2 separate regions of the Mus musculus genome follow, and region 2 is linked to region 1. The links are chromatin loops, found by intact Hi-C in ENCODE. Cell type or tissue: gastrocnemius. All regions are shown on one strand. Each heading gives the region's core, and the rest is flanking DNA. Links, peaks and the distances in the headings are about the cores only.

Evidence for each region. Peaks named below come from ENCODE experiments on the same cell type or tissue, not always from the same donor. Only the 100,000 strongest peaks of a DNase experiment are listed, where the experiment ranks them.
Region 2: it touches region 1 in a loop (2.4-fold over the local background); 4 of 42 quality-filtered maps call a loop at or near these places.

The regions. Positions count from the first base shown.
Region 1 is chr12:31,925,024-31,927,945 of GRCm38, reverse strand. It overlaps Cog5 (component of oligomeric golgi complex 5), which reads right to left. Exons shown (of 23, transcript NM_001163126.1): 22 at 2,155-2,301. The coding sequence ends at 2,187. Hbp1 (high mobility group box transcription factor 1) reads left to right here. Exons shown (of 11, transcript NM_153198.3): 11 at 439-1,491. The coding sequence ends at 456. Among named protein-coding and RNA genes, the nearest start is that of Hbp1, 24 kb to the left of the region's middle. In gastrocnemius, for the core only: a CTCF peak has its summit at 1,048 (motif pointing right); a DNase peak (open chromatin) is centred at 1,018.
Region 2 is chr12:31,844,965-31,847,886 of GRCm38, reverse strand. All of the region lies in intron 14 of Cog5 (component of oligomeric golgi complex 5), which reads right to left. Among named protein-coding and RNA genes, the nearest start is that of Hbp1, 100 kb to the left of the region's middle. In gastrocnemius, for the core only: no CTCF peak of the experiment used is centred there; a DNase peak (open chromatin) is centred at 1,146; H3K27ac peaks cover 1,618 bases.

The sequences.
Region 1 (2,922 bases), core at 1-2,500:
TGTTTTTTGGTGTATATGTGTGTGAGTCGAGGTTTCATAAGTAGCCCAGGCTGGCCTCAAACTTGCTTTTGTCTCCAAGGATGACCTTCACCTTCTGATGCTTCCGCCTCCAACCCTTGCGGTCCTTTCAGGGATTACAGCTATGCAATACAAGCTCAGGTTCTGTGTATGTGTACATTCAAGTCACAGAACAAACTCAAGTGTTGGTCTTGCCGCCTTTTATTTAGTGCAGGGGTTTGAACCCAAGGTTCTGTGCTTAAAGGCAAAGTATATCTATGGAACCACACAGCCATTCCCTACAAATTCTCTAATGTCTGGAACTTCATTTGGGACATTAGCACTTTTCTGTGCATGCTGGTCTCACATTTGTTTAAATTTTCCAGATACTTAAGCTATGAGCCATTAGGAAACTGAGAACCAATTATTTTGTTTCCACAGGGCTCTCAACAGCATTAAACCTGATGCTTGTGTTTGTAAGTCTGCATCTGCATAAGTACTGACTCTGGATGGAAAAGCTTGGAAGACCTTGGTCTCACCATTTGTCTACATTTGTGTGACCATAAAATGCTGGGAGCATTGAGTTTTGTAATGATTTAATGGGTGAGGATTGCTTTCTCCATTAGAGCATTAAGCTATAACTATCAACATTGTAAACCAAATTGCCTTATTTTCCTTCCAAACTTCATATATCTATCAGGTAATATAGGCTTGAAAATTGATATCCTGTGGTGCTAAAGTACAGTAGAAAGATGTGTATACGTTTTATTTTAAATTGTACGAAGGGGAATTTAAAAATACGTAACTGCTGTTTATACATCAGCTCCTTACTGCTTATTAATCTGTATTGTACCCACGATATCAGGAGTGAAGCAGACGCTGGCCTTTCCATGAATAGCCACCACATGGCCCAGCATCTCTGCCAAACACAGTTGCTTCTAGTCTGGCCAGTGCCAAGAGACAACATAACATGGCAGGTGGATGGTGTCGGTGTCATTGTCTCAGCTCAAAGAGCCACCTGCTTCAGATACCATGGGCATGTGCTGAGTGGATGCACCAGGGGGCAGCACAGCTCCATGATTCCCAGTGGGGCCCAAGCCAGGCCAAGGTGCAGTCAGTTAATAGCATTGGGACAGTCATTGTAATGGTGCTGTTACCAGTCGACACCATTGTGTTTGACCGCGTTCCTGTCTCCTCAGCCACATACCCTCATCTGTGCTGTCAGTGTGTCTCTGGTGGGGCAGACTTTGCACTTACTGCAGTGCACCACTTGCACTTTACTCCCTCCGGCTTCTGAGACAGAGCAAGTACTTCAGCAGTCCTGCTGCTCTTGCTCTGAGCTACAATCATGGCTTCTCATGTTACTTACCAAGTGAGAGTTTTGGTTAGTAATCACAGCTGTAAAATTGATTTACACTTGTTAAACATATTGCCCCTCAATTTTGCACACTATATTCTTGTATATTATTTCAAATAAAAGGAAAAAAAAGGTCTGTCTTTGATTTCTGGTTGACTGAATTCATGATACCTATCAGTATAATCTGATTGGCAGATGGAAAACAAATTCTTGATAAAACTGAGTTCTGGTGTTATAAGTAGGTTTCTGGTGGGGTTTTAAAAATTAAAGAATGTTAACAATGGAGTAAAGACTAAAAAATAAGGCCCTGAGTGCCTGTTTCTAGTAAAATGACTGTAAAGAAACCCTGACTTCATTTAAAGCTGTAGTTAGATCCAGTAAAGAGCATTTAGCAGTGTGTCTGCCTCAGCCTTGGGCTCCGCCATAGTTACTGGGCTTGACTACATGCCCACATCACTTTGGGGTAGAGTGGCTCTGTCAGGTGTATACTCCTCAACTCCCTGCCGATGTGACTTCTTTCACTGGTTCGTTATGTGCTTAACACTAAAGAAAGTGGCAGGCTGGGAGGATACTGTCCCTTCATAAGCAGTGAAAATAATGAGCCAACTATGACAGCAAGTAAAATAGCCTTCCTCCATCGTCTGAGAAGGGGAACATAGGTAGCTTTATGAAAAAGCCATGTGGGTGCTATGTGAAGGCTGAGATGCTTGAGCTATTCTGACATTTAAAGAAAAAGTGCTGGAGGTAACAGAAAGAGGAAGGACAGAAAATCAACCATGATCTTTAGTTGTAGTTGCCACCTTTGGACGGGTCTGTTCATGGAGACTGCAAGTCACTGAAGAGCAGACATAGCCTTTTGAAGCAGCTGAACCATAATGGGATAAACTGGTGCAAATTCTTTACCGTCCCTGCTTCTCACTGACTGAACATAAGCTTCCAGGGCTCCCCTGTAAATGCAAAAGAAAACTGTCATAAGTCCAACAGTTTTGATAGCACCGATATGGAAACAAGACCGTCTGTTCCTGGAACAGCACAGTGCCACAGACCAGTGTCAACAGCCTTTACACGTGCATTAGAGCTACAGTGGCTGTGCCAGGTGAGTGGTGCAGTATGGCCGATTTCAGTCTTCATCTCAGTATGTGCTCCTTTCCTTTGTCCTGAAGGCACGTGAAAGAATGCACATAGCTGTGTCTCCCCCAGAGCTCAGCTAGGGGAGAAAAAGCCTTGGACACACATGCTCAGACAGACCCTTTGCGCACATAGTAAAACAGACAGGGCAGCCTACAGCTACAGCATTTTCGGGTTTTTAGTTTTTGGTAGGTTTTATGATGGAAAGTCTGAACTTAGTTAAGTACTTCCATGTGTTGCTGTGCCGTTGCTTTGATAATCTTTGGTTTGTACTAGGGACAGGAGACAGCAAATGGCAGCAGCATTCATGGCCCTTGGCTTGCTCCTTTATACCTAAGGTCATTTCCTTCCCACCACCACAGCAGAGCTGTAGGGAAGCTACAAGGCTACAACAGTGGTCTCCATGAGAAGACGTGTGTATGTTCGCCAAGTAAAGCTAA
Region 2 (2,922 bases), core at 121-2,620, 80 kb after region 1:
AGTCAAGTTACTTTAAAAGTCTTACTGGGCATGCTGCTGCAGAAAACTGAGGCAGGAGGACTATGAGCTGGAGGCCTGCCTAGCTGTGTAAAGAGCTTGGAGGCAGGCTGAAAGAACTAGGCAGGGAGACTCAAAGCAAGCACTTCTTGATGGTATTAAAGCAAAATGGGAAGGAACGCAGCCGTGAAAATGACTGGCTAAAACTCAACTGCCCTATTCCTTCCCAAGTCTCTAACACTTCCTGGACTGAATGTAAAGGATACAGAGACTAATGGAGCGCCACACTTTGGAATACACTGGGAAAACTAAAATATTTTTATTGACAGAAATGTGGAGGTAATAGGTAAAAATTCTTGAATTATTATGAAGCCTGTGATAATGAAAAGGAGTTGAAGTACACATTTTAAGAACATGCCAAGGGCCAGCATGCGCAGCATCATTAATAAGACACTCAAGGGAAGGGCTCCATGGCCAGCTGTCATCAGAACATTTGTATTTGAGACTGCAAAAGGAAGACTACTTGAGCCCAAAAGTTCAGGGACAGCTAGCTGGGCAGTATAGCAAGATGCCAGATCAAATAAAACCCTTTAAAAGAAACCTATAATACTAACAAATTAAGCAGATTACCATAGCAACACATTTCTTTCTTCTTTGGTATTACCTTCTACTTGAAGGTAATAGTCAAATGGCACAACATTAAACAAATATACACTCTTAGGCTTCAAGCAGGATGGGAATCAGTAATTGGATAAAAGCAGTCAGATGCATAAAACAACACGTGTACACACACACACATACACACTGACAGGTTTCAATTGGGGTGGGGTCATGATTTTTCTCTGATGCTGTTGCCATGTCCCACCCCCACCCCCCACCCCCACTTTGGTTCTATGAAATGGCTTCATCAGCATTTTGCATCTACATTCTTTACTCTTATGTTGGGAGCTCAATGGTTGTGCTTCCAAGACAGCACTAGGGGGACCAGGAATGTTAAATAAGTAGGGTTGTGTCTCCAAAGGAAAACCGAGAAGGCTGTGAATGGAGGCGACTAACAGCCTAGGTAACCGTGTGGTGTGTGTAGGGCCCAGGCTGTACCTGGTTTCCTCAAGCTCCCACAACCAGGAACGGAGGTGGCCAGTAGCCAGGATGACCTCTCCATTATCTGTATGACAGAGACCACTCCAGACCCTCCCCTAGGCCCTTACGACGAAACATGTAGTCTTCATGGAAGAAGTGACATGTACTTTGAGAAGAGTTTTGATGTAACTATGCCTCCTTGTTCACATCAGACTGTGTTACACCAGGAAACTTTTCCCCAAATTGTTCTGTACTTAAATATGCTTACAATAAACTGCCAAGCCAGCTACTAAGTTGTGCTGAATTGGATTTCCTCTGGCCTTGTGGCTGGTTCTGGTGTTTGCAGAGACAGCCCAAACGCTTGAACTCTGCATTGTGGATGAGATGCTTTGGGGAGCCAAACTTATCAAGATAGGTTTTTGCCCATGACTATTTCCCATGAAGCAAGTCTGCTGCCAAAATTACAGAGCAGTCTTACCTAAGATTAGGGCCAGTCAGCCACCACATGACAAAGGCCAGGCAAGCCAAGCACCTGGCTTACAGCTCTTCTGATCCTCACAGTCTGGGAAATGAGTGCCGTCCAGCTTGTCTATTATAGCACTGTCCTGTGGCAACTCATGACGCATGACTAAGAGAAACTTTGGCAGACTTCTACTGAAATTTTAATTTTATTTTTTTGAGAAGGGTCATACTTTGCTACCCAAACTGGTCTCAACCTTATGAGATCAAAGGGTATTCTTGTCCCGAGCAGCTTGGAACTGTGGGCACAGAGCGCCCAGGAAAGACTGTGGATTATTCCTCCTGAAACTATTTAATAATGAGTTTTTACCATTATTCTCTGTCAACAGGATACCTCTCCAACTTTTAGACAAGCCACCAGTCTATCTATTACCGATCTGTAATAGCTTCCAGAAAAACAAAAACTTACAAATCTGGAAAGCCAGTCAGAAAGCTATGATCTTAAAGCAGTTCAGGATGAAAACAAGGACAGGAAAATGGAAGTCTGTCTGGTAATCAGCAGGCTCATTAGCCTAACGAGACCAGTGTGTTTGCATTATAGCAAAGTGCTGTTTTCTTGAGAACCAAGGATACATGGCTACTGTTCATGTACACACTAAACTCTTCCTAGTAATTCCAGACTCCCTTTGCTCTTTTGTTTGAATGTGACAGCAGAGATCACTGTGATGCTATACAACACAGAGTGCTATCCATAGAGATAATGTTACATTCTCCATCAAATAACCCTTTTAAAAATAACAGTAACCTCTGGTCACTTTATATCACCACATAATAACACACATATAAATTTTCTTCCAAAGTGAATGAATGTCAAATCTCCAAGTCACTTATGAAATTATTCATGAAACAAAGTATATATTTACAAAGCTTAAAAAAAAAATCCTAGGTCTAGAAATCCTGACCTCGTACAAAGCTGCTGACCTGCACTGAAATGGAAACCTTCTACTAAATGTCACTCTATTACTGCCGCAACTGGTCTGCAACTTAATTATACGTCCATGTACTTTTCGCAGTTCAAAGCATTTGACATTTACAATAGGAGTCTAGAGTCCAGGCCTTGAAATTACCAGGGAGTAATTTTAGTGCTGGAAAATCCCAATAATTCATCTTTAAAAACAATACTTGTTAGTATATATGCTTATAATTTTCTTAATTATAAATGTCTGCAATCCTCGCACATGTAAAAATTCTATAAAAGTTCCCTGTTAAAACAATAGTTTAAGTTATTTTTAATATACAGAGAATAGAGGAAAACATTCGTTCAGTCATTGTATAGATCTGTGGCGTTTTTTCCTAGTTCAGGATATACAAACAAATTTCTAGTAC